Linked DNA regions of Homo sapiens: all the other regions are linked to region 3. A link is a loop called in an ENCODE intact Hi-C map of the cell type or tissue named here. Cell type or tissue: dorsolateral prefrontal cortex. All regions are shown on one strand. Each heading gives the region's core, and the rest is flanking DNA. Links, peaks and the distances in the headings are about the cores only.

Region 1 (10,892 bases), core at 1,856-9,855, 680 kb before region 3:
TATTTAGCCAAATGGCCTACAAACTACTTATGAAATAATTTTTACATACTGACTTGGACTGTCCACTATATTATATACATAACTTTAGAGTTGGGGGGAGTTGGCAGTTATGCTTTTCTGTTCCATTTCAATTGTACCTTAAGGGTGTGTGTGTGTGTGTGTGTGTATTTGTTTCTTCATTCTAGAATGAGGCAACATCTGGACATGCTCAGTTGTTGTTGTTGTTTTTAACATATCAGAAGTGAGGACCCTTGGTGTAGGCCACACTACCCTCATGTGGTGACTGGATACTCTTCTCAGATATAGAAAAGGAGAACATTCATACCACCTGCCCAATTTTAGGATCTAAAGGCTTCATTTAGGCATCTTTAATCCTAACTTCCTGATTTTCTCATATTTTGAAAACATGGATTTTTTGAAAACCGAAATGTCTAGGATATGTTGTTCTCACAGTTATCCTTGGATTCTTAAGAAAAAAGAACTCTAAGTTTCCTTCACAGGGTGCTGCCAGGAGGCTGTCGAGTGGTCACTGTTAGTTTTCAAGTTAATTTCCTCTGGGTCCGTGAGTCAGGGAAAAGAAGAAGGGAATGAAAAAGGAAATTGCTACATTCTTTTCTCAATCCCCTATTTCCTGAAATCTGTTTGGACTTTGATATGATTTGGAACACAGATTGTATTATTTATTACTTCCTAGCCCAAGTCTCCTTATTCATGTTACTTCCTCCCAGACACCATTATCAAATAATCACACTTAGTTTATTAGACTTTGCTTTAGTTTCAGTTTCCTTCACTTTTTATGATCTACTCCTGTAACTTCTTTTGATGTTTTAATGGGAATTCGAATGAAATCGCATCAAAGTCCGTTAACCTTTTTGTGATTTTTGAACCAGTATGCTATCCCTTCTTGATTCAGTTGCTGAGAATTGGTTAACATTAACTATACAATGAAATAGTGATTGATATGTTACATATATTTGATTCTATGTACTTTCAATGTTTAACAAATCTGTCTTTAGAAAGGAAAAAGAACTCTGCATTAATAAGTTTATGTAGAGTACACCAGAAAAAAAAACCACTATTATAGCTCCTTTGTTCAAGTCGAAGGTTTAGGAGTTGGACAAGTCTGGATCCAAATCCTATCTTGATCCCTTACTCTTGATCTCATTTTGAGAAAGTCTCTTAATCCTTGTTGGTTGTAGCTTCCTTACCTGTGAGGTTTTGTTTGTTTGTTTGTTGTTGTTGTTGTTTTCTTTTTTTGAGAGGGAGTCTCGCTCTGTCGCCCAGGCTGGAGTGCAGTGGTGTGACCTTGGCTCACTGCAAACTCTGCCTCCCGGGTTCATGCCATTCTCCTGCCTCAGCCTCCCGAGTAGCTGGGACTACAGGTGCCTGCCACCACGCTCAGCTAATTTTTTGTATTTTTAGTAGAAAAGGGGTTTCACCGTGTTAGCCAGGATGGTCTCGATCTCCTGACCTCGTGATCTGTCCGCCTCGGCCTCCCAAAGTGCTGGGATTACAGGCGTGAGCCACTGCACCCAGCCACCTGTGAGGTTTTAATGAGATCCGGCCCAAATACTGAGTACCCAAAAAGTGGGAGCTGTTGTTTTTATTATCACTATTATCTTGCCTTCAAATGTACCTTTATTTATAGCAAGGCTACTCAAAGTGTGTTTTCTGAACCAGCAGCAACAACATCAACTTGGAATTTGTTACAAATGGAAATTTGCCAGCCTCAGCTTGAACTACAAAATCAGAAACTATAGCAGTGGAACCAAGCAATCCATGATTTAATAAACCTTCTAAGTGTTTGTGATACATGCTCAAGTTAGAGATCCACTGATTTACATCATACCATTGCTAGTAGGCAATTTTCAATAAATCATTTTAGCAGACAAAAATAAAATACAACGAAATATTATCATGGCAGCCACACGTGACATTCTTAATTTTCTTATGGCTTAAATGGATATGTTAGTAACACTTACCAGGAAAAGCTAATGATTGACAAGCATTATTCTAAACATTAAAATGCTAATCATCAGCACTGGAATCATGGCGCCAGCAACGCATAACTGCTTTACATAAATAAATAAGGCCTGGCCTACTTGATTTTTTTTCTAACTGTACTTCAGATATAGGCCAACAATTTGGAATTTTTCCATGTCACTCTCCATTCAATCTTTTTTCTTTCAAAAGAGATACATTTATCAATACTTTTTTTTGACCACAAGTCAGAAAATATCTGCTGGACTACACCCACAAGTAGTTATCCACATACAGAGAGAGTTGAGATTACTCTGACCTATAACGCTTAGCTTAGGAAACTGCTTTCCCATAAATTTAATGTGTTAATTGTGTGGTTTCCATTTTCTCACATTATAGGTGTCAGCTCAAGCTGGCAACTGCAGTCTTTGAGGTCAGCAGACAGTATTGGTAGGCATACAGTTAGTGTCGCAGCTGTCTTAATGCACAGTTTTAACCCACTGGTTTGCAAACAAATGGCAAAATGTATGTGAAACTCTCTGTAGCTCCTCACAGTGTGAACTCTTACTCAGGTTTTCAAAACTGACTTCCTCCTCTACCCCACCCCTATTCCCACTGGATTTTTTAATTCATGTTTTCTAAAATTGCAAGAATTTTATTGTTAAACTTTTATAAAAATTTCTCTGACTTTAAAAAAATACTTTCAAGCTGTGCTGCCTTTTGAAATATCATCAGATACAGAGTTCCCTTTGGGGGACCATAAAGTTTAAAAAATTTTACTTTATTTTCCCTAGGGTAATAATACAGTGGTTTATCATTCACTCTAAATTCCTTAATTTTGTTCCCAAGGGGCAACCATTTTATATGTGCATTGTCAAATATCTCATGAAAACCTACTTATTTTAAAGCTGTTAGAATAGTTCTCAGTATTCCTAAGGGTTTCAGTTTTGAAGGAATTTTTTTTTTTTTTTAGTGACTGTTTCAAAATTTGTGTTTCTTTTTTGGATACAGAGATAGCAATTGTCAATGGAATGTGCTTGAGATTTTATTAGTGATTAGTTTTAAACCTCCAAGCTATCTCCATTTAGCTTTTAAAGAAAATCTGATATTTTGGGGGAAAAAACGATAAATGAAGAATATGTTTCAATAAGAAACATACTTTTATCTTTTTAAATTAAAATGAATTTTTAAATTGAAATGACTGTTTCACCGTGTGCTGGCTGCATATCCTTGAGCATGTCACCAAACTTCTGTGACTCTTGGATCCTAACTGCAAAGAATAGATGTAATACCTATTTTATATGGTTAATTAAAAATGATATTCAAATACGATAATATATGCAAAGCACTTAGTGCAATGCTTGGCACATATGATGATCTCAACAAATGTATTTTCGTTCCCTTTTCCCCAGCACAACGCTTATCAATCATGGAGACACATTAGAATCACCTAGTGAACTTTTGTAAATATGGATTCTCTTAGCCCTCCTGCCCAAACTTCTGATTAAATTCCTCTGAGCTAGATCCTAGGCGTCTGTAGTTCGTAAAGCTCCCCAGGTGATTCTAATAAGCGACCAAGGTTGAAAATCTGTATAAAAGCATTAGTCATCAAGCTTTCATGAGCTTCAGAAATACCTGTGGAGATTTTTCAAATTTTAAATACCTGGCCTTTAACCTTGGAAGACTCTCTGATTCAATAGAATGGGAGAGATTACATTAGGAGTTTCAGGAATATATTTTAGTGTCACTAACTGTTTTGGAATATCTAAAAGTTTAGAGCTACTCACATCACCTTACTTCTACCTCAGTTTCATAACGGCTTCTGAATGACTCACATTTTCTCATTTGATGACAATTCTGTGGAGTAGATATGGCAAAAATTGTCACTTTTGCTTGATGAACCAAAACAGTTGAATTTAGAAAAATGAAATAGCGTTACAGTTAGTTAACAGTAAGTGACAAAGATAAGACTCCCATTTGGGTTGTATAATAACAATAATAATTTACCAAGAGCATACTATTGCTAGGCAATGTGCTAAGAGGTTTGCATAATTTTTTAGCCCCTGCTGACTTAAACAGCTACTATTAATTTGCCCCCTCTTTATTTGTAAGATAACTAAAGTTTAACAGTGGAGAGTAACACGTTTGAGGCCACACAGCTGCTAAATGCCAAAACTCAGATTAACACCAATTCTCTCTGGTCTCAGAAACCTTGGACCAAGACACCCATGCTTCACTTTCTCCTTCTGAAGTGCCAGTGCCCTCTCTGTCCTGCCATGCTGCTCTGGAAGCCTCAATGTTATCATCAGACACCCTCTGTAGAGTGTTTCCCAGTACTCTAATTCACAAGAAATGCAATAGAAAAAAAAATATGGTTGTCATTACGTTTTCCTGAACTATCTGACCCTGACCTTAGGCTTTGGTACTTAAAGGCTCAAGTAAACTCTGTTCAGATCAATTAGGGCCTTTGGGTTGCTACTGACAAACACTCCAACTAAATTTTTGTTTCAGGAACTAGGCTTTTGGAAGTTTTTGGTTTATGTAAATTTGGAAAAAGACAAACTTAGGGCTGCTTGTAGGTTTTGCTTAATGTAGTAAGAAATGAAACAGTATCACTAGGACATGGTTTTGTCCAACTCTTAATCAGTTCCTACTCTCCTTCTTACTATATTGACTTCATTCTCAGAGAGATGAGCCACTTATTATTGTAAAATGGTTATGCTGAACATTAAAGAGAGCAAAGAAGAAAATCTGCTCCCCACAGAACCAACAATTATTTATAAACTCATTCTCATTACTCATGATGGTTCACATGCCCATCCTTGGAACAATCATTACTGCTAAGGCAACGTGACACTGTTCCAGAGTCACATGCCTTCTCAGAGGCTGGGTTTGGAGTCTGTTTCATGGGAATTGTAGGAATCAAAACTAGAAAAGAGATCTATTTTCGTAATCAAAATTGAGTGGTTGATGGAAGAAGGTGGGGTTTTCCTGCATGTCCTAAAATGCCATTCAGTTGTTTATGTTTATTGCAATATCTCATATTTATATAAATCTTTGTATTTCCCAAAATGTATTTTATATACATTAACTTATTTCTGCTATTCTTAAATTTATTACTAACAAAATTTATAACCCATATGTTTCTTGTCTTTTGAGGTTGTTCGTTGCTGATGTGTACCAATATTCAGAATGAACTCATCAAGGATTTAAAAGTTGGATGGACATGGGTCACTGACCATCAAGGGGATTATAGATTTGGTTGCCTGGCAGGGAAATTATGTTAAACTTTTCTTTGTACAATCAGTAAACTGGTTTTGCCATAATTACCTAAATGTATGTGTCACAACCAGAAGGCACACATGCTGGCCTGTAGTGATGATTAATTTGGCCTGGAGACTTCAACATTAGCAGCACAGCCGCAGTAAACTCCAGAGGTCAGTCTTGTAATTCAAATGTGGTGATAAGCCAAACTAAGCCTATACGGAAGACAAAAATTATACTGTAAAATTTCTGCCATTTTCTTCCTGATTAGAAAGGACTCACTCCTATAAGTGGCCCTTACAGTAAAGGTGATGAGAGTTTGAATGAGTGTCTGTGTCAAGAATACTTTTCATACCCAATGAAGAGCATTCAATTCACCTGAATCAAAGCCAACCCAATATGCCTTTTTATTCAAGACAGAAGAGTATTGTTTGATAGAACTATGACTAAAATTTGTGATATCTTGATTTTTAAAATATTCAGAAAACATTTTAAAACTAATATTAAAAATATTAATAATATTTATGAAGATAAAAGATCAAACATTTGGAAAATCTCAAAATTTATTTACTTTCACAATTATGGTTCTATATGTGGTGTTTGCATGTTTAAAACTTCAAATAATAAATATAATTACAGAAACCCCAGAAAAATGTGTTGAAAACAAAATTATGATCCTCTAGAAAACTGTTTACACACTGAGACACTATTTTATAGTTTTATGCTTTTTTCCAAGCTGAAGGGAAACAAGTTTATCTTTAACATAGTACTTTTATAAATATTCAGAGCATTTTCAGTCTCCTCTAATACAGTAATTATAAAAACAGTTGGTTCCTATTCATATTAAGCTTTCAATGATTTGTTTTGTCTTATGTATAAGCTTCTTTAGCTAGATAATGAGACTGAAAACTTTACCTTTTCAAGATTCCTCAAAGGTTATTCCTAGTCTACTTAGAATTTTCCCTCTACTCTGATCCTCTCTTTGCCTTTTTCAAAGCCTCTGTTTATACCTAGAAGAATATAAAATTAAAATTAGCCAGGAGTAAAATGGAGAAAGTAGCTAAAAATGATTTTATGACATTTCTATAGAATTATGAGATTCAAGGAAAAGTGATTCTATGCATTTTTACTAAATATTTCTTTTGTTTAAGGGAAAATGATGAGACTATTATTTCACTAATTTCTCTTTTATAGATGCTAACCCTATGCTACCTGACATGATGACAATTTCTGCCAAGCTGGACTTCTGTAGATGTGCTAGATCTGTTTATCGCATTTTGATGCATTTATTACAAACTTTCACTTTCAACAATATGGGTCACATTTTTCAAGATTCTGTTGTGCAGAAGAAAGATATAGTTATTTGCCTTTTCTCCAGTTTGTGGTTATGAAATAACTTCTGCCTGACTGAGGATTAATTATTCCATGAGATAAAAACATTGGTATGATTATAGAATTTTAAATGTTAAAGGACACTAAGTAACATTTATACCAATCACTTTCTTTCAAAATTGGATTAATTGTAATTCAAAGAGATGAACTATTGCTCAAATATGGAAAGCCATGTCATGGTTCAAAGGTAGCAAAAGCTAAGGGCAGTATTCTCTTCTACAGGACTGATTCATGATCTATCAGTTACTATATTACATTTGACGCATAAAACCCTTGAACAATGAAGGTAAGTAAGATACAGTATGTACTCCAGGGAGGTTGGTGTTTTAATCATGTGAGATAATGTATGTATGTATAAGTGTTTAAAACATGGTACGTGTTTACGGAAGTATTTTTAAATTAAGACAAAAGAAAAAAAGTTCAAATTGATAGGTTAAGGAAGAATTTCTAGGGAAGGTGGTGCTTGATCTGTATCTTGAAAGAGGAATAAATGATTTGAAGTTTAAATAAGTATCTACTCAAGGTAAAGGAAATATCTTATTCAAAGTTATGACTCTGTAGAGAACTAAGTAGCAATTTTCTGACTGGATTCCTAGTTATATAAGGAGCAGGAGAGCAACAGGAGATGAGGATGAAGATAATCAGACATGAGAGACTATGTATCATTCAAAATGGATTGGTGGGAGGATTCCTTTATCTTACACAATTGGGAGTACAAATGATCAGATGAGAAATTGTACTCCACATTTTTTCTTTTTACATTATATTCTCTGAACCTTTCATGATCAACTACATGAGGATGGCTATAGGTTTTTACATTGAACCAGGGCCTCTCTTTTGAATGCCATGATTGTTAGAAATTTTCAGATTGATTTAATAGCTAAAGACAGATTAAATATTAAAAATACTGTGTTTATTATTCTTAGCTCCCAACTTTCTTCTGATGAGAAATGTTACATGTCAATGACAATAGCAGTCACCCGGAAAGCCACTGTATTTTTTCACCTCTCTCGATCCAGAAGGCATTTGGGACACAATAAAAGAGACAGGATGTCTTCTTTATTCCCTCCTGATCTGCCTAGAAATGTGGGACTGGTCCTTTGCTCATATTTATCTTTATAAATAAAAACCCTGTTGGAGATGTTGTTGAAATAGCATGCATGTGATGTTCTGTGTAGTAAAATCAGTGGGGTATTTTCTTCGATGATATTGTTTTATCCAGTTTCTATAGGCAATGAGAACTCTTCATTGTAAAAGCAAGCAACAGAAAAGATTTGTGCATGTTCCTTATCCCAAGATCCCAAGGAATTATATTTGTTAAGTGAATTAGAGTCCTGTGTATCATTTACTTGGTCAAATTTGTGGACGCAGGGCCCCGTTACTACAGTAAATTGAACAGATGAATTATGAAAATTAAATCCAGTGTCCTCACAAATATTATTTGGAGAAAGCAGTATCTGAAAACTAACAATCTGGTTAATGAAAGCACAAAGAAATAAAACCTTAATCCGGGTTACAAATGTTCAACATATAATCAGAGTGGGAGAAGATAAAGGTAAGTTTAAATACAAGGGCGGAATATGTTAAGAAAATGCTTTTCTAGACAGGTGTGTTGGCTCACGTCTGTAATCTTGGCATTTTGAAAGGGCGAGGTGGGAGGATTCATTGAGCCCAAAAGTTCAAGACAAGCCTAGGCAACACAGTGCTACTATACAGCTATACAAAAAAATAGAAAATTAGCTGGGTGTAGTGGCACATAGCTGTAGTCCTAGCTACTCCAGAGGCTGAGGTGGGAGGATCACTTGAGCCCAGGAGTTCAAGGCTGCAGTGAGCTATGATGGAACCATTGTACTCCAGCCTGAGCAACACATCAAGACTCTATCTCTAAAAAAAGAAAAGAAAAAAAAAAGAAAACACTTTTCTGAATAGAACGAGGTTTACCTTCAGTTGAATATCAGCTCTGGTACTCACAAATATTTACTTTTTTTCTAATCTGTTAGGTAATAATAATTTTAAAATTACCTCATAGGTTTTATGAGGATTGAATGCATTTACACATTTAAAATATTCAACACATTTCATTACATGTGCCCAAGAAAGTTTAATTCACCCTTCCCTTCAATACTTTGTTGTGAGTTTCTGAAACAATACAGATTAAATATAATTGAGTTAAAGAAATTGAAAATATCTTCTAAGCTCTATTAAGAGACATAAAGAACAGTTTAAAAGAATTGCATAGGGACATTTCCCACCAGAGTGATAATGTAAAGATGACTCTAAAAAAATAGCTCTTTTAAATTATTATTTTTCCCGAATAATTTGTAAATGATAGTTTTGTGTTCATGTGTATGTGCATAGCTGTATTTTGAAAAGACAAAAGAATGTTTATTCTTCTTTATTCTATAATAAAAGCGGCCTATACTAATATTTATGCAAACATAATAAGCCTGTTGATCTTCTCATAATATGAATTTAAACATACTGAAATTCCAAATGTTATGAACACTAATTATTTTATAAATTGGTCACAGTTAAAAAAACATATCAAATATATTGATTTAGATTCATGTTTTAGAAAACAAAATATATAAAACAAATACATAATAAAAACTAATGCATTCCACTTGATGTAGAAATATACTAACCAAAGTCAGAGTGACAATGATTTATCAGATAGATAAATAGATAGGTAATTTGTACATATGCTATATAGGTGTATGTGCATATATAAATGTATAATGTAAATACATTAGCCAAATTATAGGACATCATTCCAATATTTTTATCTAAGAGAGACAGCATTTCCCATAATTTTGCTCTTATGTTTATTGACTTCCTGTTACTTTCCATGAATATATTTGAGGAAACAGGGATGGACATTGATACACTTGTACATGTAACATAGCTGTCCCTTTTGCAAAGCAGAAAAACCATCCCCTCAAGTGATGCTGTGCAACAGATTCTCCCTTTGAAGCCAATTCAGAATTTGTCTAGTAATCTTCTGGATGTGGGAGAGGACATTTAGGAATGAAATGTATCCCAGAGAGAAAATAAGAATAAAATTCACTATTTCAAGCAAACTGATTCCTTCATGCATTTGTGATATAGAAATATATTTTGTTGGCACTAATAAATATACATTAAGGACTATACTATTCTATTTCCAGTACACTGTTACATAAATGAATTTTGTACAATGTATGCGAATTGCTATAAATTCAGCTGAACCATTTAGTCACTTTATTTCAAAGTATCTATTCAATTGAACTAATGAAGTTGTAGAACATTGTCAAATAATAACAGGCTACAGAGATAGCTGTCAATATCATTCCACTCTGATTCGTTTCTTACTTGTTAGCATTCTTATTGATATGTAGGTGATTGGAAACAATGGCAGAGTAATTTTGCACAACATCTGAATTCAGGAAATAAGTGTAGAAAAGCAAATGATAATTTTGAGCAAAATCTCTCTGGAGTTAAAACATATGATAATTTAGTTTTCCAATTCATCATTTCTCTCTTTCTGTGCCCTCTTCCATGCTGAACAAAACCAGCTTCTATTCCTCTTTCCTATATTCTCTTAACAATCTACCACTCTCCCCTTCCCCTAACTTTGAAGCTTAGTGATATCATCAACCCTCTTTTTGCTTCATGTCCCATGAAAAACAGCACCCTTTTTTGTCAGTGCTTTTTCAATCTTCCACAAACATCCTTCCTCCCTACTCCTATTTGCCAGCATATTTCAAATGTAAATTCATATGTGGATACGTAGACTATTGTAATATTGCCAATCACTTCTCTACCACCACCTTCTCATCATTCCATAAGCATAGTCAAGCTGTTACAATCACTAGTCTCTGAAGATATTATTGTACCTTTGTTCTTGCCATATCTTCTTTTAAGAATATCCTTCCTAAAGCCTTACCTATGAAAAGCCTCCATATAAGACCCTTTCCTCAAGCAATCTTTTAGAATTTCTTTAACAGTTTTATTGCAGTCCAGCATTTAGCTTAGCTTTTTTGTATTCCACTAATTATATACGTTGTGTTTTGTCATTCTGAGGGCAATGTATAAAATGTACATATATATACATATGTATACATGCACAAACACATACATCTCCATACACATACACACACACAAACACATACACAAACAAAACATATGTATACATGCACATACATACACATCTCCATACACATGCACACACACAAACACACACACACACACACCTCTAATCATTACTTGTGTTTACT
Region 2 (10,892 bases), core at 1,678-9,677, 810 kb before region 3:
TGGTTATGAAGAAATATCAGAGACTGAGTACTTTCTAAAGAAAAGAGGTTTAATTGGCTCACAGTTCTTCAGGCTATATAAACATGGCACTGACATCACTCTGCTACTGGGGAAGCCTCAGAAAGCTTTTACTCATGGCATAAGGTGAAGTGGGAGTAGGTACAGTACATATTTAAAGCAGGGGCCAGAGAGCGGGTGCAAGGAGTAGGTGCCACACTTTTAAATGAACAGATCTCCAGAGAACTCACTACATCTAAGACAGCACCAAGCCATGAGGGAACCGGCCCCATGTCCCAAACACTTCCCATCAGGCCCCACTTCCAACATTGAGGATTACAATTCAACATGAAGTTTGGGCAAATATCCAAACTATATCAAGTATATTTTGTCTGATATTATCATTATTCTTTCCATATTTCCTGTTAATTTCCTTATTTCCTATTAATTTCTATTAATTTCCATATTTCCTATTAATTTCCCATTTTTATTAATTTGCTTATATATGTAATGTGTCTTCATATTTACTTTTTAGAACATTTCTCTACATTATTCTTTCTGTGTGTGATTCTTGATTTTTTTTACAAATATTTCTTTTTATCTTTATGAATTTTTATTTTGCAATTTTTTTTCTATTGAGCTAGAATCTTTCTGAGGAAGATAGAAAATGCAGTAAATCTTCAATTTTTCTCAACAATACTGAATTCCAAATCACTGAAATGATCTGTGATTTCAGATCCCGTTTATTAATTGTTTCATACAGCTTGATATGTTTCTCATTCAAGAATTTCTTAGTATAATTTATTATTTAGGCCGGGCATGGTGGCTCACGCCTGTAATCCCAGCACTTTAGGAGGCCAAGGTGGGCAAATCACTTGAGGTTAGGAGTTCGTGACCAGCCTGAAAAACATGGCAAAATGCCATCTTTAATAAAAATACAAAAATTAGCCGGGCGTGGTGGTGCATGCCTGTAATCCCAGCTACTCAGGAGGCTGCGACAGGAGAATCGCTTGAGCCCAGGAGGTGAAGGTTGCAGTGAGCAAGATCGTGCCACTGCACTCAGCCTGGGTGACAGAGTGACACTCTGTCTCAGAAAAAAAAAATATATATATATATATTATTTAGTAAAAAGTTAACGTTAATTCTTTAAATGCAAACCTTAATTGTATTTTTTCATCAATATTAGCTTTTAATTGAATATGTCTTCCTTATTTTTGGTTTGTGTTTGATTCTTTTAATTTTCTTGATTGGTTGGACTATTTATTTAAGAATTTACTTTCCAGAAAAGGTAGTATGTTTTGTGGTTTATTTGTTTCAACTAATAGCCCATCATATCTTTCTATAAAATTTACATATTAACTATAATTTGACTGAGTGTTAATTTATGCTAAACTATGAAAATATTGAAAATGTTATCTTTCAATATTTAGTATTTGGGAAAGTAAGGCAGAATTAAATGTGTAATTTTTATATTTGTAAGCTATATATTTTTTAATCTGAGTGAATATAAATATTTTTATTTTGAAAATTTAAAAAATAAAATCACATTTTATTTGGTCAGTGTGTCTTTATTTAATATTATCTGGTACTTCAAATGCTCTTTTAAGTTGAAGACACCGATCTTTCCTAGAAAATGCCTTCTAAAATATTTATTTCAATATTTTATTCTTTCCTCTTTATATTTGCTGGTCTCCACTCTTATAAATTTCTATATTTTACAAATAGTATGTCTAATTATCTGTTGCTATGTTGTTTGGTTTAAAAAGTTTATATTATATTATCAATTGTAATTTTTCTAATATAATTTATCAAGTAAGAGATAAAGTTTTAAAAATCATTTTCAGCAAGAATGTTTTAATGAAATATTTTCCCTAAAATTATAAGTCAGTAGTTTATTCTTTGATTTAAGACTACCTATTTTTAATCCTGGTTTCTACCTTCTATGTGAGGAACTTAGATAAGTTACTCTGTCCTTCTAGTACAATGATGTCCTAACCTGATAAACTAGCATAATACTTGTATTTACTTTATTAAGCTATTACATAAATATAATATTTATGAAAGTCTCAGAAATGTGTAATAAATAGCAAACGAATGCCATTTGATTAATACTAGTAAGTTTTATTGCTTAAAAGCACGAATTACAACTTTTGGACTCATTTTCAGGTACTTCCATGTACTCTAACATTTTGCACAAGTTATGTAAACTCTTTTACTTCAGTTTATTCATCAGTAAAATCAAAACAACTGAAATATACCATTTGGTGGTACTTTAAGTAGAAGAAAGTAGTATACACTATATATAACCCATTTAACACATCCAGCATAGAATAATTACTTAAAAAAAAAAATCATTCTTCTTAGAACCCCTAACACATTGTCTGGAACATATTGGCAAATCAAACACTGGCTAAATTAATGAATGAACTTTCTATGTGATTGGATATTTATGTTATTTTCAATTTAACAATGATACAAAATTTCTGTGATTATCCCTCTAGATAGTCACACAAACACCAATATGAATAACTTATTGTTAATTCTAGATGTGAAATTAGTATACAAAATATTGCAATGCATATGTATCTTAATCATCTCCAAAATATTATACCAGTTTGCTTTCTAATTTGCATACCATGGCAGTTCTGAAATCATTGAAGATGATCACTTTTAAAAGTTTGCTGTTATACAATTTGAGAATAACGGTATCTTTTAACAATTCATTTTTTCTGTTAAGCTCAAGCTTTTTTTTCCAAAATGCCTGTTAGTCATCTATATTTCTTTTGTGATTCAATATTTCAGGCCTTGCCTCACTTTTATATTGAGATATTCCATTTTAAATTTTATTTAGAAAATTCTTTTTACAAAGCAAAAATATTAATTCACTGTCTTTCATAAAACTGTAAGCTATTTTTTTCCTATTCTATTAGTTTATTCTTTTGCCATTTCATGTAGTTTGGCTGTGTTCCCACCCAAATCTCAACTTGAATTCTATCTCCCAGAATTCCCATGTGTTGTGGGAGGGACCCAGGGGAAGGTAATTGAAACATGGGGGCCGGCCAGTCTTCCCTGTGCTATTCTCGTGATAGTAAATAAGTCTCACAAGATCTGAAGAGTTTATCAGGGGTTTCCGCTTTTGCTTCTTCCTCATTTTCTCTTGCTGCCACCATGTAAGAAGCACCATTTGACTCCCACCATGATTCTGAGGCCTCCCCAGCCATGTGGAACTTTAAGTCCAATAAAACCTCTTTTTCCTCCCAGTCTTGGGTATGTCTTTATCAGCAGTGTGAAAATGAACTAATACAGTAAATTGACATCAGTAGAGAGAGGAGTTGCTGAAAAGATACCTGAAAATGTGGGAGTGACTTTGGAACTGGATAGCAGGCAGAGATTGGAACAGTTTGGAAGTCTCAAAAGACAGGAAAATATGGGAAAGTTTGCAACCTCCTAGAGACTTGTTGAACGGCTTTGACAAAAATGCTGATAGTGATACCAACAATAAGGTCCAGGCTGAGGTGGTCTCAGATGGAGATGAGGAACTTAGGAACTGGGGCAAAGGTGACTCTTGTTATATTTTAGCAAAAAGACGGCTGGCATTTTGCTCCTGCCCTAGAGATTTATGAGACTTTGAACTTGAGAGAGATGATTTAGGGTATCTGGCAGAAGAAATTTCTAAGCAGCAAAGCATTCTAAAGGTGACTTGGTTGCTGTTAAAAGCATTCCGTTTTAAAAGGGAAACAGAACATAAAAGTTCAGAAAATTTGCAGCATGACAATGCAGTAGAAAAGAAGAACCAATTTTTTGAGAAGAAATTCAAGCAGACTGCAGAAATTTGCATAAGTAGCAAGGAGCCTAATGTTAATCCCCAAGACCGTGGGGAAAATGTCTCCAGGCCATTTCAGAGACCTTCACAGCAGTCCTTCCCATCACAGGCCTGGAAGCCCAGAAGGAAAAAGTGGTTTCATGGGCCGGCCCCAGGGTCCCAGGCTGTGTGCAGCTTAGGGACTTGGTTCTCTGTGTCCCAGCTGCTCCAGCCATGGCTGAAAGGGGACAACAAAGAGCCTGAGCTGTGGCTTCAGAGGGAGGAAGCCCCAAGCCTTGGGAGCTTCCACGTGGTGTTGAGCCCACAGGTGCATAGAAGTCAAGAATTGAGGCTTGGGAACCTCCGCCTAGATTTCAGAAGATATATAGAAACGCCTGGATGCTGGGGCAAAAGTTTGCTGCGGGGGCAGTGCCCTCATGGAGAACCTCTGCTAGGGCAGGGCTGGGGCACTGCCTAGTGGAACTGTGAGAAGAGGGCCACCATCCTCCCTCCTCCAGACCTCCGAATGCTAGATCCACCCACAGCTCGTACTGTGCACCTGGAAAAGCCGCAGACACTCAACGCCAGCCCATGAAAGCTGTCAGGAGTGAGACCGTACCCTGCAAAGCCACAGGGGTGGAGCTGCCTAAGACCATGGGAACCCACCTCTTGCATCAGCGTGACCTGGATGTGAGACCTGGATTCAAAGGAGATCACTTTGGAGATTTAAAATTTGACTGCCCCACTGGATTTTGGACTTGAATGGGCCCTGTAACCCCTTTGTTTTGGCCAGTTTCTCCCATTTGGAATGGCTGTATTTATCCAACGCCTATACCACCATAGTATCTAGGAAGTAACTAGCTTGCTATTGATTTTACAGGGTTATACAATTTCATTCAGCAATGTGTATTGAGTACCTACTATGTGCAAAGCCTTCACCTACATATTAGAATTACAATTGATGTGCAGGACATATATCAGAGTAGTGGAAAGCGAAATTTTCTGACTTATTCATGTGGTGGAGATTGGGTTTCTTCAGACTTGTAATTCCAGGTCTACCTTAATTTTTGTTAATGTCCTTATCAGTTTAGGAGTACCCGTGTCAGGTCACAAGCGCCAAACTTCAAAGCCCCAAAAATCAGATAATGAGTTACCTGTAATTCCCCACTGAGCAGTAAGCATTGCAAACAAAACCCCAAATCTCTACAATTTTTCACAGACTTTGTTATATGTATGTCTCCTGAAGTTAACTAGAACACTGCTGATGCCACAGTCCTGTAGGATAAACTATTGTCTGGATGATTGAATCTTGATACATTGGTAACAGAAAGACGCTTCTCAATTATGATGCAGAGTAATAGTATTAACCAATGGCATTATACTTAGTGGTGAAATAGTATAGGCGTTCTAATTACACTGAGAAACTAGACAAGATCAACTGGTATCACCTCTAAAGCATTTAATAGTGCTTTAGATATTTCAGCTGAAACAAAAGAAAAGAAAAAGAAATGTGAACTATTACAGCCACAACAATCTAATCACTATTTATAGATGAAGTGAGTTTATAGCTAGAAAACTAAAAAGAATCATATGGAAGCAAGTACTTTGTGCAGATAAAAAGTGAATATCAATATTTCCATATACAAATATCAATATTTCCCATAAAAAAATATAGCCCATTAAAATGGAGTCATATTATGTATACATTGTATAAATCTCTGATCAGAATACATTACAACATATCTTATTAAATATTTTACAAAAGTATAGATAGGAAGAATTACAAATGACTCAAATAAATGGACAAGTAATAAAAATAAAACAAAAATCGGGTGTTATAGGCATCTCATGCATCACTGTGGGTTTATATTGTTCTGAGATATAAATAGGCATCTCATGCATCACTGTGGGTTTATATTGTTCTGAGAAGTAATTTATCAACACATAACCAAACATTTAAAAATTCATATACTTATTGACTGGATAATACAGCTTTTCAGAACACATCGTACATGAAAAAAATAAGAATGTGTGCAGAGTCTTATCTAATACATAGAGCTTTATTCTTATACTAAAAATTGGAAGCAGCAGAAATGTCTAGGAGTAAGGGACTGATCGAATACATTATAGGCTTTTAATAAAATAAACTCTAATGCAACATTTGGTGTCAGGATGCAGTAAAATGTTTCTCGTTATGAAATATGAGACATATTTTAAATGGAGAAGTTCAATCACAAAACAGGTACTGTATGATTTCAGTTTAGTGGTGGTGCATGAGGCAGATTTGGATGTCTAATAAACATTCCAAATTTGATGTCACTGAGATAGCAGTGGAGTTGGTTTTCAATATCCATTCTCCATTCTTACTATAGTAATTGAAACCTTGAATTTTAGTTGGTCACTGGCTGCACAGCTAAAGACTGCAGCCTCCCAGGTAACTATTAGTTGTGTCTCTGTGACTAGGTTATGGACATGGGTACACATGTGGAAGCAACGTGTACAGATTCCAAGTCACCACTTTAAAGGAAAGGAGCATGCTGCTTCTTTTTCTCCATCTTGCTTCCTCGTATTTGGTTGTGTTCTTAAGACATCTTCAATGAGGGCAGAGCAAAAATAAATTCTGGTTCCCCAAGGCTTTGAAGCTTCCATTTAAGCCTCCAAATGGTCATGGTTAAACTTTTACAGTAGAAGGTATGCTAGTTATCAATTTATTGCCCCTTAGCTTCAAGTTGTCTTTTCTATGATGAAGAATTTGGACCCTGTAAATATTCCTTCTTTGACAGCCAGGACAATGTAAACTATCAGTAGATGGCGCTAGAGGGACACTTGAAGAGGACAACTTACTTTCTGGTTTTGATGTGTTGCTCTGGCCAGGCTCCTGCACTGCACTGTGTCTAGCAGCAACTAGCGGCCAAGAGCTTCCTAAGCACCTCAAATTGTGTACTTTTAGTAAGTCAGGTATGATCCTAAGATTCCTACCACTGAGAAGGGTTCCCTGATTTCAATGGAGTTGATGAAATCCAGGAGTAGCAGAGGCCAGGCTTAACCACAAAATACAAGAGGGGTATGTCTACTGGAAAGGGAAGCAGGCACATAGCAGTAATCAGAGTGCTTTGGCCTGGAGAGTTATTTGGCAGTTGCTAGTTGATCATGGTGTCTTTACTAATGAAGTAGTTGGACAGCCCTCTGGGGTATTTCTTGAACAATAGAACAGGAAAATAAAAACTCTAGATTTGGTGGCAAAAAAAAAAAAAAAAACTGACCTGAATAATCACAATATTGAATCCCAGCTTCTAATTCAGCTGTCTGATATGGTTTGGCTCTGTGTCCCGATGCAAATTTCATCTTGTAGTTCCCATAAGTCCCATGTTTTGCCTCCATTTTACGTATTTGTTTACTACTCAAACAGAGAAAAGCTTCATAAAAGCAGCAACTTTGTTTTATAAACCACTGAATTCCTAGCATCTACATTAAAGTTTCTACACATCAGCACTAGTGACATTTGGGGATGGATAATTTTTTGATGTGAGAGGATGTCTTGTTATTGTAGGATGTTCTGTACTATCCCCGGCCTCTACACACTAGGTATCAGTAGGCAAAAACTTATCCAGATATTTGCAAATGTCCTATGAAGGCAAAGGTGCCCTGGTTGAGAGCTGCTGATCTAGATTGAACAGAGGTAGCTCTTAATAATGAATGAATTAATTAATTAAAAATATGTACTTACATGCAGAAACAAGATTAGGATAATATATATGGATCTGTTAGTTGTGGGCCACTAATTGTGCATGTGTGCTTTTTGAATTTTGTAAATTTACCTCAGGATTGTTTTACAACTTTCACAGAAAAAATAAAGCCAATTAAATCTTGGAAAAATCAGCTTTGGGCTTCCGTTCTCAGTTCCTCCAGTCTATGTTTAACTCCTCTCTGCCATTAAGGATACTTGGGCTGAAAATTTTGTTTTTGAACTGAAGTAGACAATATGACCTTCTTCCTTTGCTTTCAAAAAGTTCTTCTCATCCCATATGATAGTTTTTCTCAGTTACTCTTATTCCCCAGGAGAAGGTTACAGAAAACTCTATCTGAAAAGTATATGACCACTGTTTCTACTGTTAATGGTTATTAAAAGCCAAAGGTAACTTGGCAAAAATAATTTAACAAGCCAACCTAGTCATTAATATTCACAGAACTAGAGTCCTTTGGCCTTCTTAATGTGAAATCTCAATCATGCAAAATGCAGAATACAGCAATGAGGTGATTAATCTGAACATTATCAGAAGCTAAAATAGATAATGGATAAAATTGAAAGTGGTATCAGTCATTCTTCACTTTCCTTTAGAAATATGAATTAGTCATGAAGGCCATAAAGTGAGTGCCTTGGTCAGAGGCAATGCTGTGTGGAATACCATGATGGTGAATAAGGCATTCCGTGAGTTCATGGATGGTAGTCTTGGCAGAAGCATTGCATGCAGGACAGGCAAACCCATATCCAGAGTAAGTGTCTATTCCAGTGAGGACAAACCTCTGCCCTTTCCTTGATGGAAGAGGTCCAATATAATCAACCTTCCACCAGGTAGCTGGCTGATCGCCCTGAGGAATGGTGCCATATCGAAGGCTCATTGTTGGTCTCTGCTGCTGGCAAATTGGGCACTCAGCAGTACCTGTAGCCAGGTCAGCCTTAGTGAGTGGAAGTCATGTTGCTAGGCCCAGATATAACCTGAATCCCTGCCATGATGGCCACTTTGTTCATAGGCTCATTGGGTGATGACAGGGGTGGCTGGGGAAAGAGGCTGAGTGGTGTCCACAGAATGGGTCATTCTATCCACTTGATTATTAAAATCCTCCTGCCACTGACACCACAAGCACTATTGCATCTGCTGGGTCATATGGCCCAAGTTGCAGAGCAGCTTGAACAGCAGCCTGGACCTGTTGCAGAGCCTTCTCCTGTTCTGGATCACATTCGAAACTGGCAGCCTTTTGGGTCACTAGATAAACGGGCCGGAGTAACACACCCAAATGAGGAATGTGTTGCCTCCAAAATCCAAACAGGGCCACTGGGTGCTGTGCCTCTTTCTTGGTTGTAGGAGGGAGCAAATGCAGCAACTTATCCTTCACCTTAGAAGGACTATCTCGACAAGCCCCACACCACTGGACCCCTAGACATTTTACTAAGGTAGAAGGTCCCTGAATTTTAGTCTGATTAATTTCCTATACTCTGGCACACAAATATCTCACCAATAAGTCCAGTGTGTCTGCTACTTCTTGCTCACTGGATCCAATCAGCATAATGTCATCAATGTAACCAACCAGTGTGATATCTGGTGGAAGCAAAAAGCGATCAAGTTCTCTCCAAATAAGATTATGACACAAAGCCAGAGAGTTGATATACCACTGAGGTAGGAAAGCAAAGATATATTGCTGGCCTTGCCAACTGAAGGCAAATTGCTTCTGTGGGCCTTATGGACAGCAATGGAGAAAAAGCCATTTGCCAAGTGAATGGCTAGATACCAGGTATCAGGAGATGTGTCAATTTGCTCATGCAATGAAACCACATCTGGTACAGCAGCTGCAATAGGAATCACTACATGGTTAAGCTTATGATAATCCACTGTCATTCCCCAAGATCCATCTGTCTTCTGCACAGGCTAAATGGGAGAGTTGAATGAGGATGTGGTGGGAATCACCACCCCTGCATCCTTCAAGTCGTTGATGGTGGCACTAATCTCGCAGTCCCTCCAGGGATTCTACATTGTTTTATTTTATTATATATGTATAAAATATATATTTTTTTAAATAGATTTACTATTTACTATGGCTTCCATTTAGCCTTTCCCACCATAATGATCCTTACCCTACCAGTCAGGGAGCCAGTGTGGGGGTCTTTCAGCTGCTCAGTATGTCCATGCTAATTATGCATTCTGGCACTGGGGAAATGACAGGATGAGTCTGGGGACCCACAGGACCCACTGTAAGTTGGACCTGAGCTAAAACTCCATTAATGACCTGACTTCCATAATCCTCTGCTTTAACTGGAGGACCACAATGACGTTTTGGGTCCCCTGGAATCAACATCAGCTCAGAGCCAGTGTCCAGTAGTCCGTGAAATGTCTGATCATTTCCCTTTCCTCAATGCGCAGTTACCCTGGTAAAAGGCCAGAGATGAAATTGCTAAATCATGATAGTTCTATTTTTAATTTTTTGAGGAATGTCCATGCTGTTTACCATAATGGCTGTACCAATTTATATTCCCACTAACAGTGTACTAGAGTTCCCTTTTATCCACATCCTCTCCAACACTTTTTTTTTTTTTTGCAATAGCCATTCTAACAGGTGTGAGGTGATATCTCATTGTGATTTTAATTTGCATTTTTCTAATTATTAGTTATATTGAACATTTTTTCCTATACCTGTTGGCCATTTATATGTCTTCTTGTGAGAAATATCTATTTAGATCACTTGCTGATTTCTAATTGTGTTTTTTCTTACTTTTGAGTTGTTTGAGTTTTTTATATATTTTGGATACTAACCCCTTATCAAATGTATGGTTTAGAAAGATTTTCTCCTATTCCATATTTTGCCTCTTCACTCTGTTGATGGTTTTCTTTGCTGTGCAGAAGGTTTTCTTGTTGCTGTAATTCCATTTGTCTATTTTTGCCTTTGTTGTTTGTGCTTTCAGATTCATATTCAAAAAATCATTGCCCAGACCAATGTCAAGGAGATTTTCTCCTATATTTTCTTCTAGTAGTTTTACAGTTTAGGCCTTATGTTTAAGCCTTTAATCATTTTGAGTTGCGTTTTGTATGTGGCATGAGATAAGGGTTTAAGTTCATTCTTCTGGATGTGGATATCCAGTTGTTTTAACACCATTTGTTGAAGAGATTGTTTTTTTCCCATTGTGCACTCCTGGCAACTTTGTCAAAAATTAGTTGAACATAAATGTGTGAATGTATTTCTGGTTTCTCAGTTCTTTTCCATTGGTCTATGTGTCTTAGGCCAGTACCATACTCTTTTGGTTACTCCAGCTTTATATCATATTTTGTGGTTAGAAATTTTGATTCCTCCAGCTTTGTTCTTTTTGCTCACGATTGCTTTG
Region 3 (10,892 bases), core at 1,957-9,956:
AATCTCATGAAAACCAATAAAAGATAAAAAGAAAAAAATACACCAAGATGTGTAAAGGACTTTAATTTTGTCGCATGAGAATTTTTTACTCTTTTCTGAAAATTTAAACAAAACATATGCATTCATATTAAGTTTATAAACTTTTTCACTATGTATTAGAAATATAAACTATCTCCGAGAGATGACTGTGGTAAACAATTCTAATTTTTTAGGAATTTCATTTAGGAGAATGAATCTGAATTATCAGTAAACCTAAATACAACATAGTTTTAACTATTTCATTATTTCAAACACATAATGGACAAATTAGAACTAACTACCAACCATATCTTTCCGAATAGCTAGCTTAATGAGTAAATGAGTCGTTTGTAATAAACAGCAGTTCTCACCTTTAAAAACAATTTTGTTTAAAAAATTTTAAAGTTTTTTTTTAAGCAAACAGACCCCCTGACCATCACCCCTACTGTCACCATAAAAAGAGAGAACATCATGACACCCTATATTTTCTTAGAGGTCCTTTGTTTCAGAAATATTTCAGTATAAATTTTATTCCAATCCTTTTAGAATTATCTCAGAAGCATACTGTTGGAGCTTAAATCAATAAGATCCAACAGTATATGAACTTAACTACATGAAAGTTTCAGTTTTCAGGAAGTGAAATTCCTAAGACAATACGAACAGTCTTTAGCACATTTAGACCTAAGCATAGACCAATGACTTTCATTCACAAGAATCCAATCCAAGAGCTTCGCTAATTCTAAATTTTCATGTGGCATCTAACTTCCTTTACTATTTAATTTATGCAAAACTTTTGGATTATGTCAAAGCCTCATCACTTTCTGAAACCTTTTATTTCCTCTTCATCTCCATCATCAGCACTAAAATTTGCCTCCTGTTTTTTGACCACATGGAGTGACCCTGGCACATTTTGGAAAATACACAACTGAACCCCAAGTCCGGAGATGCTGATTCACTGAATGTTGGGGGTGACCCAGGAATATTTTCCTTGTGCTCTCAGATAATTCTAATAGACAGCCACATTTTAAAGATAATAGTATTTATGCAATATGCACAACTCAGTAGAACCAAATGGAGATGTCACGAGTGCTGATGATCTAGATAGAGACTTATTCCTACATAAGTATCATTGTGCATGATTTAAACTCAAGGAAAATTATAAATGACCATCTATTCTGAATCCTCATGAGCTTAGCATCTACTTTGCTTATTTGTATTTTGGTGCCACTGTTTTCCCCACTCCCTCCAGCTGCATGTGAGGAAAATGTTTCATCTGCAAAGTAGGTTTCTCCGCTACCAGAGCCCTCTCCAGCATGGGTGGAGATGCCTTGAATCTGCATTCTAGCAGGAAACTCCCAATCATTATAGATTTCTTGGAGTAGCAGCCTTCCCCTAACCTATCCTTTCATTGCCTGGCCCTTATTATGGCAGATGGTATTTTACAAAGAGGGCTTCAGCAACATCTCCCATCCCACATGTTCTTCTGCCCCTCCTCCATTAAGAGATGAAGTCTATTTCAGGGCTGGGAGCGGTGGCTCACGCCTGTAATCCTAGCACTTTGGGAGGCCCAGGCAGGCCGATCACGAGGTCAGGAGATCGAGACCATCCTGGCTAACAAGGTGAAACCCTGTCTCTACTGAAAATACAAAAAATTAGCTGGGTGTGGAGGCAGGCACCTGTAATCCCAGCTACTCGGGAGGCTGAGGCAGGAAAATGACGTGAACCCAGGAGGTGGAGCTTGCAGTGAGCCGAGATCACGCCACAGCACTCCAGCCTGGGCGACAGAGCAAGATTCCATCTCAAAAAAAAAAAAAAAAAAAAAAAAAAAAAGAGATGAAGTGTCTATTTCACAACCTCCTTGAATCTGGGTGGACTTGGAACTGCTTAGAGCAATAGAATGCAGTGGAGGTTACCCAGAGGGACTTCTGAGGCGCGATCATAAGAGGCCTAGGAGCATCTGTTCTGGCCTCTTGGGATGCTCCCTCTGGGAACCCAGCTGTCATAGTGAGAGAAGCCCAACGCACACGGAGAAGCCATGGGCAGTGTTTCAGTCAATAGCCTCACTAAGCACTGAGCTAAGTCCTCAGCCAACAGCCAACATCAACCACCAGCCACGTGAGTGAGCCATCACAGATGTCCAGCACAGACAAGCCTTCAGGACACTGCAGCCTCAGGCAACACCTGATGGCACCCACATGAGAGGCCCTAAGTGAGAACCATCCAGCTGAACCTAGTCAAGCAACAGAAAGTACTGTAATAAATGATAAAAATTGTTTAAGCCACTAAGTTTTGGAGTGGTTTGTTGCACAGAAATAAGTCACTGCGAAAGTGCCTATGACTAGACTTTTACCCCAGGTATTCATTTACACCCTTTAGTTCCCTGCTGGATTTACAGGAGGTCTCTGAACCTGCTTATTTAAGGGCCAATTTGGTGATTCCTGACTAGTCCCATCTGCGTCCCTGTCCCATAGTCCTCCTTCTTCCACAGCTGACGCACTGGTCACCCACCATAGTTCAACTTACCCCATATTCTGGAACCAAGTTATCTTTCTGGACCTATAAAATCCAAACTCCTTGTCTTGATAGCTCTCTAGCAACAAATCTATCAGTGGTTCTCAACCTTGACTGCACATTGGAATTACTTGGGAAGTATTTTTTAAAAAATACTTGTTTACGGCCCAGTGCGGTGGCTCACGCCTGTAATCCCAGCACTTTGGGAGGCTGAGGCAGATGGATTACGAGGTCAGGAGTTTGAGACCAGCCTGGCCAATATGGTGAAATCCTGTCTCTACCAAAAATACAAAAATTAGCTGGGTGTGGTGGCACGCAGCTGTAGTCCCAGCTGCTTGTGAGGCTGAGGCAGGAGAATCACTTGAACCCAGGAGGTGGAAGTTGCAGTGAGCCGAGATCCTGCTACTGCACTCCAGCCTGGGCAAAAGAGCAAGACTACATCTCAAATTAAAACAAACAAACAAACAAACAAACAAACAAAAAACCATAGTTACTGGTTCCCACATGGTTACGGGTTCCCACCCCCAGAGATTCTCATCTAATTGGTCTGGAAAATGGCTTCTCTGTGCTGCCACTACTGCCATTTTGGTCCAGATAATTTTTTGTTGTGAGGGGCTGTCCACTGTATTGCAAGATGCTTGGCCATATCCTGGCCTGTACCCACTAGAAGTCAGTAGCACCCTTACACTTGTGACAGTCAAAATTGTCCACAGATGTCACCTAATGTCCCCTAGGGAGCAAAATCATCCCCAGTTGAAAACCGCTAGTCTAGATTTTAGCCTGGGCATCAGGATATCTCAAAATTCCCCAAGTAATTCTAAAGTTCAGGCAAGGTTAAGAACTGCTGACCTAAAACAGCATTGCTTTTCAAATTTAAGCATGTATATGAATTACCTGGGGACCTTGTTAAGATGCAAATTCTGGTTCAGTAGGTTTGGGGCAGGCCCAAGATTCTGCACCTTTAACAAGCCTCCATGTGCTGCTGTCATTGTTCTCAGTCCACTTTGAGTAGCAAGGAAGTCAGACACTGCAATTTGCCTGTGGGGTGAATTTGCATTTAGCACCCTCACCTGGGCACCCCAAGGCCTTACCCTAATTGCCCCCAGGGAAAATTGGTTATTGGTGATTGTCAAAACAGACTATGTTCTCCACAGTTGGCAAAGATGTCTGAAAACATGGTAGCAGCAAAATTACTTCAAGTAAATTATTCACTTCTTAGGGATCAGTGTGCTGCAAACTACATATTGCATTTCACCAGTGTAGAAGCTGCCAGCAGATTAGGGGGAAACTTCTCTACAGTTTGCTGCTTGCTGTTGCCAAGGTAGGAAGCCAAACAATGCCTTGAGCTGCCAGCCTTTTTCAATAATACACTTCACATTGCCAGTCGCGAGAAAGGCTGTGTGGGACCCAGAGACTTTCCTGCTGCTCCAGCCCCTCTCCAGCATTTTAAGTCCACAGCTTTAACATATGTCATAGGGGTTAAACAAATGAGTCAAGAGAGCAGATTTTAATTTGAAGAGGGATTTCAGGAAGTCAATTCTTGCTCCTACAGGACAGAGGTCAAGCTACAATCGAGTCAAGACAGACTAGCCTTCTGAAATTTACACAGAACTGTGGAAAGGTCACATCTCCCTCCACTCGTGACTCAGGAACACAGAGGGTTTGTATGACTGTTCAGCTTTGGCTTTTGTCCAAGAGAAATGCTCTCTTTTCACTCCAGAGGTATTTATTTGCGCTAGAATCACTTCAGAAGTATGTCCTCTCTCACCTGTAAATTTAGCCAGGAACTTGAAGATGCTAGTGGCTCAGAAGTCTTCCAGGCATATTATTTAAATCCTACTGATTCCAAAGAAGAAAAAGGTGTCTGGTTGTTTGGGGATCTACAATGGACTACAAAATGTATCTATAGACTATCTGGTTGGCTCAAAATGTGAAACACAGTATTTCTCTACTTAAGTCTTGTCACCTTAAAAAAGAAAGCAAACAAAAAACACCAGGAGGGGTGAGTAAATCTTGGCTGTCCAGAGAAACAATTCTAATTTATTTCAGAGAGTGCTTTGAGTATAGAAACTGTAAGAGAGATTTCTGCTCTTCTACCTCATTTCTGTAAGAAACAATTCTAAACAAACTTTAAATACAATGTTACTACTTAATTCTAAATAGATGTTCTGCCCTGAAACCCACCTCTACTTCCTTACTACGGAGAAAGGGATTGACAATGACAGAGAAAGCTCAAGTTCCCGTTTACCCCTTTTTCTGAAAACTTCATATGCAATCAGACTTAAATGGCTCTGATGGCCTCTCCTCTGGACTATACCCTGGATCCTCTCACTAGTTCTCAACTGGGGGTGATAAAGTCTCCAGGGACATTTCCAATGTCTGCAGACGTTATTGGTTGTCACAACTCAGGGATTACTGCTGGTGTCTTTAGAAGCCAGAGATGCTGCTAGATGTCCTACGAGAAACACAAAACAATTCCCCACAACAAAGAATTATCTGGTCCAAAATTTCAATCATGTTTACTGTCAGAAACCTTGTCTTAGATTTTTAGAAGTTAAAAAAACATCCTCAACCAAAGCCTATTGAAGACTGCAGGCCTCATCTTGCCACCTACAATTCTAACCTGACATAGAAGACAGAAAGAGAGGAAGAGAAAGAAGAAGGACCCCTACAAGTAATTTCTTTACTCCTCTCCAAGGACAGAGATCACATTCTTGTTCCTTTCTGTTATGCCAGAGGGTAACAGTGACTGAGTCATAGTGGTTACTTAACAAATATTTGTTGAAGGAATGGATAAATCCCACCCCTCAGTTAAATGATGTCCTCATATGAGAAAGAAAAGGAAACATATCTTAGCTGTAAGATGAGCTCTCCTGTGGCCAGCAGCCTGGGGCTTGCTCAGACAGTATAGTACAGCCTGGTGCCTCTCAACTTTAATGTACATATGAATCACCTGGCAGTCTTATTAAAAATGTAGATTCTGAATCGCAAGGTCCAGGGTGAGGCCTGAGAGGCTGCATTTCCTACAGATGTCCAAATGAAGCTGATACAGTCCAGGTCACACTGCAGGGCAGCAAGAATAGACGATGTCTAGAGTTGAAGCCAGGACATTTACCAGCTTTCTCAGCCTCCATGTCCTGTTCTAGAAAACAGGGAGGATGATAAAATCTCTGCTATGCCCACATCCAAAAAATTGACAATTATGTCCTGATAGGATCTAAAAGCTTTACAAGGGATTTCAGAAATCATGTAAGCTAAACTCTCCCATTTTTAAGTGAGGAAACAGAGGCCCAGAGACATCTTAGCATGTCCAAAGTCACTCTTGTGATTGGCTATAGAGCCTGAACCAGATCCCTCACACTGATCCAGCCATCGTTCCTCCCTGTGTGTCCAAGGTCACTCTGGTGATTAGCTATAGAGCCTGAACCAGATCCCTCACACTGATCCAGCCATCTTTCCTCCCTGTGTGTCCAAGGTCACTCTGGTGATTGGCTATAGAGCCTGAACCAGATCCCTCACACTGATCCACCCATCGTTCCTCCCTGTGTGTTCTGACTGCACACGCTGCCTGGTGCCTAGTACTGCAGGTCTGGCTGTTGTTTACTTGCCTGTGCTTTTTCCCTGATGGCGTTGCATAATGCCTTGGCTAAAAATGAACACCTACCACTCCTCCAAGTGTACCTGCCACTTCATCCATATCCGATTGCCACATCCAGTGAGACTGGCCACCTGCTGCCATGTTCCTGAAATCAGTTCTTACATTCTGCTGCTCAGTTTTGTGCATCACAATGTCCTTATACTGGATTTTTCTCCCCTGATGTATAAGAGGTGCACAAATCAAATTAACCACAGGTGAAAAAGAGCAGTTAGCCCAGTGCCAAACAACAGAGCAGACACCGAGCTGGGATTAAAGCCCCACATTTTGATTCCTGGTGCATACTCCAAACCTCTTCAGAGAGAACACAGCCCTTCACTGTTTACCAAACTCTCATTAGTCCAACAGCCTGTTGTCTTAATGCTAAAAACCTGCTAATCAATAGCAATTTAGGTGAAGGGAAATTATGTTTAAAGAGAAACATTCTAACACTTATAGGTTCATTTTCAGAATCTTACCCTCCAATTGTCTCAGAATAATCTTGGGCCTGCTTTTCTTCCTTTCCTGCAAGTAGATAACACTGTTCTGAGAACTCAAGTTGTATTTCTGTCCTGTGTCTTTCCTCGCCCCTCATTTGAAGCATTCCTCCGAGTCTCGTGTATTTTAAGTGCCATCTAGTGGTAGATCTTCAGATGTTAATAATATAATGAAATTTAACTTAAGGATATTTGGGGAAATAGATGGTCTGCAGATGATGGAATAATCTCTCTACCTGAGAAATCACTATATCTGCTATATGTGGTTACCAATATTCAGAGTATTTAAGTACTTTTTTCAAATAATCCTGCGTATTAATTTAAGCATTCTTTTGAAAATCTTGTAACTTCTCAATCAAAAAGCATTTTCAAGATCTTTACAATTAGAGATTTTCAATTACATATTAGAAATAAATTAAAGCATTCTGCATAATTTTTTAATTTGAAAGACAGGTTTTTAAAACTTAAAGCTGCTTAACTCCTCTGCGTATCTTCCATCAGCGTTTTCTATTTGCTTTGATAACTCTACCCACTTCTTCCCTTACAGAGAAGAAGAACAACTCAGGATTTCCCTCTACAGAGGGACAAAGAGTCTTTCCTTGCATCCTCTTCCTTGGAGAGGAGGGATATTGGAAAGACTGATCCTCCCTTCCCTTCCTCCACCCACTTAGGCCCTTCAGCATCTACTCCTTTTTAGGGATTGAATCTGTCTGAATAGTCATATGATTTTGGTTCCTCTGTCCATTATCTGTGCAATGACAGACAAGCCAGGATGAGAAAAAATTAAGAAATGTTTCTACAGACTTCTCACCAAATCCTAACAGGTTTGGAGTTATTATTTGAATTTCCAGCTCCAGGCCTGATGCTGCTTCTTCAAGATCAAAGGGATTATGGCAGAAACACACTTAGAAAAGTAGACTCCAAGTACTTAGAGAAAATATGTACAAATGAAATACAGCCAGGAAAATATTAAAACAGATGTTCTTCTACAGCACAAATGGCAAGTCCAAAAGAAATTTTCATTATAAATGATTAAATATACTCGAACAGCAGCTACTATTAAATGCTAGCTTACAATTCATTTTGTTTTTTATAGCATTCATTTTTCTTAATATAAATTTTTATAAATATAAATGAAAAATATAGACAAAAGTAAAAAGTAGAATATAAGTTATCCTCATACATCCTGTAGACACAAGCCCTATTAAAATCCTTTGGGTATTTTTCTGGTACATGTCTAGGTATGAAGATTGGGATCATATATATGTAAGGTTTTGTCGTGATTTTTTTTCACCTAATAATATATTTTGAGCATCTTCCCAGGTCATTAAATTTACAGTGAATATAGTTGATGACATGGGAAGATGCACCAAGTTTAATTTAACCAACACTTATTCATAGACATCAGATTGTTTCTAAATTCTTACTCATATCTAAATAATTCTGAGATGAACTTCCTTGTATACAAATAAGGCAAATGTAAATATTTATTACAAATTGATTTCTAGAACTTGAACTACTGGGTCAAAGGATGTGAATGTGTTGAAGTTTTGTGATACACAACAACAAAGTGGTGACTAGAATTGTAGCCATTAATTAACACTCTTAAAAGTACCTCATAAAGGTACAACCGTGACATTTTCTTTAAAGAGGGAGGCTGCTGCCTACCCACCCTCTCCTCTTTAGGATGTCTCCTTGAACATACGATAGGCCTGATTTAAAGGCTCAGCCTTTTATTAATAATTTTACAGTGCAAATATGTGGGCTTTTTAACATGTAAAACTGGCTCCATAATTGGTTCAGGGGTCTCCCACAAGGGATACATAAGGCAATCACAAGTGCATCCTCTGGTCTCTCAAGAGAAGTGTTAGTTGTTCTATCTTCCACCTTCCTACATAAGTTCGTATCAAATTCTGTCCAGACTTTGTAATCACTTTCGTGCTACCCTACATGCATGTAATTCTGATAAATACCCAATATTAAAATTATGTTCTCTCTCCCTTTCATATGGGTACAAAAGGGCCTTTTGTTCCTGAGACTGTTTTACTTCTGTAACAACCTGGTGGAAATAACTATGTCCCACAAATTGGTGTTTCCATGGACATGGCTGTCTGGTAACAATAATGGGAAAACAATGTAATTCTAGAACATTCTAGCTGAATTCACTCAATAGAGGGAAATACACTTTTTTTTTCTTTTTTTTTTTTTTGACAGAGTCTCGTTCTGTCGCCCAGGCTGGAGAGTGCAGTGGCGCAATCTCAGCTCACTGCAACCTCCGCCTCCCAGGTTCAAGTGATTCTCCTGACTCAGCCTCCTGAGTAGCTGGGACTACTATTATTGACAAATTTTCTAAACTCCCATCAGGTTTCTCAGGTCTTACATTGTTATTTTCTGGATAACAATTAGAATTTTTATTGTTTTTAATAAGAAAATAAAATATTTTAAAACATGTACCAAAAATAATTCCCAAATTGACAAGTTCCACTTTAAATCTAAGAAAAAGAAAAACTCTCATATCTGAAGTTTGCTTTTTCATTCCTGTTGAAGTTCCCTTCAATAACTAGGGGAGGCTCAATAACTTTGCCCAATTATTAAACCAGAATAGTAATCAGGAGCCATGGCTGAAACTCCCAATTCTTTACCCCAAAACTGTCAGAGGGGATTTTCAACTCTGAACTCAAACAAAACAACAGGATTGGTGAAGGATGACTAAATCCACCTCAAATATGAAACTGCCCATATTTGACCATTTTTGGTTTAGAAAAAAAGTGGTATTCATATGGTACAAGCTAATAGAACCATTTATCATTATCAAATCATAGGGACATAGACAACTAGAAGCAAATATCCAGAGATACCACTACTCACTGGTACTGGACACATCCCAGGCAGACCAAGAGGCAGCCACATGACCGTTTATCCTCCACCTGCCATCCTCATTTCCTGTAGCTATTACCAAACGACTAGGACAGGACCCAAAAAAATCATCAGCGGTGAGAGTAGTCAATCTAGAGAGGAGAGTGTCAGGTTTTTCTTCTTATCCCATAGAATGGAATGAGGAGGATTCCCACCTGCCCCAAACTACCAAGGAAGGCACCGAGATACTCACAGAGATGTAGAGCCAACAGGAAGGGCAGACAGACATGTCATTATAAAATAGCTTTTGGATGGTAACAGCCCTTTCCCAAAGCAGACCTCCTTCTTGCCTGGAGACTAGACTGCCTTTGTAGGACTAATATTAGCCACAAAATTAGAAATGATGGTTTAGCAGTCATGCAGCTGGAGGCTGCAAGATTCTGACCCTCCCTAAACTGCTCCTAAGATCAGTGCTTGAGATACTTTGCATCCCCTGCACTTGATGGATCAGCTGGCACCACCCAGATCAATAAACTGGCTCATCTGATCTTGTGGCCCCCACCCAGGAACTGACTCAGCGCAAGAAGACAGCCTCAATTCCCTATGATTTCATCTCTGCCCAATCAGCACTCGTGGCTCACTGGCTTCCCTTCATCGACCAAATTATCCTTAAAAACTCTGCTTCCTGAATGCTCGAGAGACTGTTGTGAATAATAATAAAACTCCGGTCTCCCACAAAAAAATAAAATAAAATAAAGTAGCTTTTGATTCAGACTTGCTCATAAGCCCTCCTGTGCCTATTTGAGCTAGAGGAGATGGGAGTTGGTGAGATGTGGCAGGACAAAATGGGAATGACAAGAGGAAGGCTTATAGTCCCACCTTTTGTCATAGCAAAGCTGTGTCAGTCCCATTGGATCAGGTGGGTATATATTCAAGGTAGCTGTGCCTGAACTGCCTTAGTATTAGACAAGTAGAATCAAGAAACAAGAGACTACAGGGTGACGGCTGAGAGGCAGGGACAGGGAAATGGGGTAGAAGAGGAGAAGCCAGAGGTCTGTAGTGGCAACTATGCAGTTTGGAGGCCTTCCTGCAAGGGCCTTGAAAGAACCATGCTTAAGTCCCTAGAGAGAAGAACACCTACATATTTACACAGAGAAGGGACTAACTGCCCATTGCTGGCTGGGGAAGCTGCAGTGTATAAGAAAGGATTACAATGGTGAATTAGTAAGTATAAAGTTCTCTGCCCCTTTCTCTGTTACCTCTGCATTGCCCCAACCTATAGTAGCTGGTAGAAGTGAAGGAGCTTCCCCCATTACAAATCCACCCAGCCATAGATAAGGCATGTGACAGGAATCAGGGAGAAGACGAGATTAGAG

The links. A loop is a pair of places that touch in the nucleus more often than their neighbours do. Peaks named below come from ENCODE experiments on the same cell type or tissue, not always from the same donor. Only the 100,000 strongest peaks of a DNase experiment are listed, where the experiment ranks them.
Region 1: it touches region 3 in a loop (4-fold over the local background); 4 of 110 quality-filtered maps call a loop at or near these places.
Region 2: a loop joins it to region 3, with 9 times the contacts of the local background. A loop is called at or near these places in 45 of 110 quality-filtered maps.

What each region holds. Positions count from the first base shown.
Region 1 is chr2:76,459,028-76,469,919 of GRCh38, reverse strand. No RefSeq gene overlaps it. Among named protein-coding and RNA genes, the nearest start is that of LRRTM4-AS1, 520 kb to the left of the region's middle. In dorsolateral prefrontal cortex, for the core only: no CTCF peak of the experiment used is centred there; no DNase peak of the experiment used is centred there.
Region 2 is chr2:76,595,680-76,606,571 of GRCh38, reverse strand. No RefSeq gene overlaps it. Among named protein-coding and RNA genes, the nearest start is that of LRRTM4-AS1, 380 kb to the left of the region's middle. RefSeq lists an enhancer at 3,580-4,208. In dorsolateral prefrontal cortex, for the core only: CTCF peaks have their summits at 6,411 and 6,610 (motif pointing right); a DNase peak (open chromatin) is centred at 6,681.
Region 3 is chr2:75,783,624-75,794,515 of GRCh38, reverse strand. No RefSeq gene overlaps it. Among named protein-coding and RNA genes, the nearest start is that of GCFC2, 78 kb to the right of the region's middle. In dorsolateral prefrontal cortex, for the core only: CTCF peaks have their summits at 6,596 and 6,798 (motif pointing left); no DNase peak of the experiment used is centred there; H3K27ac peaks cover 1,105 bases.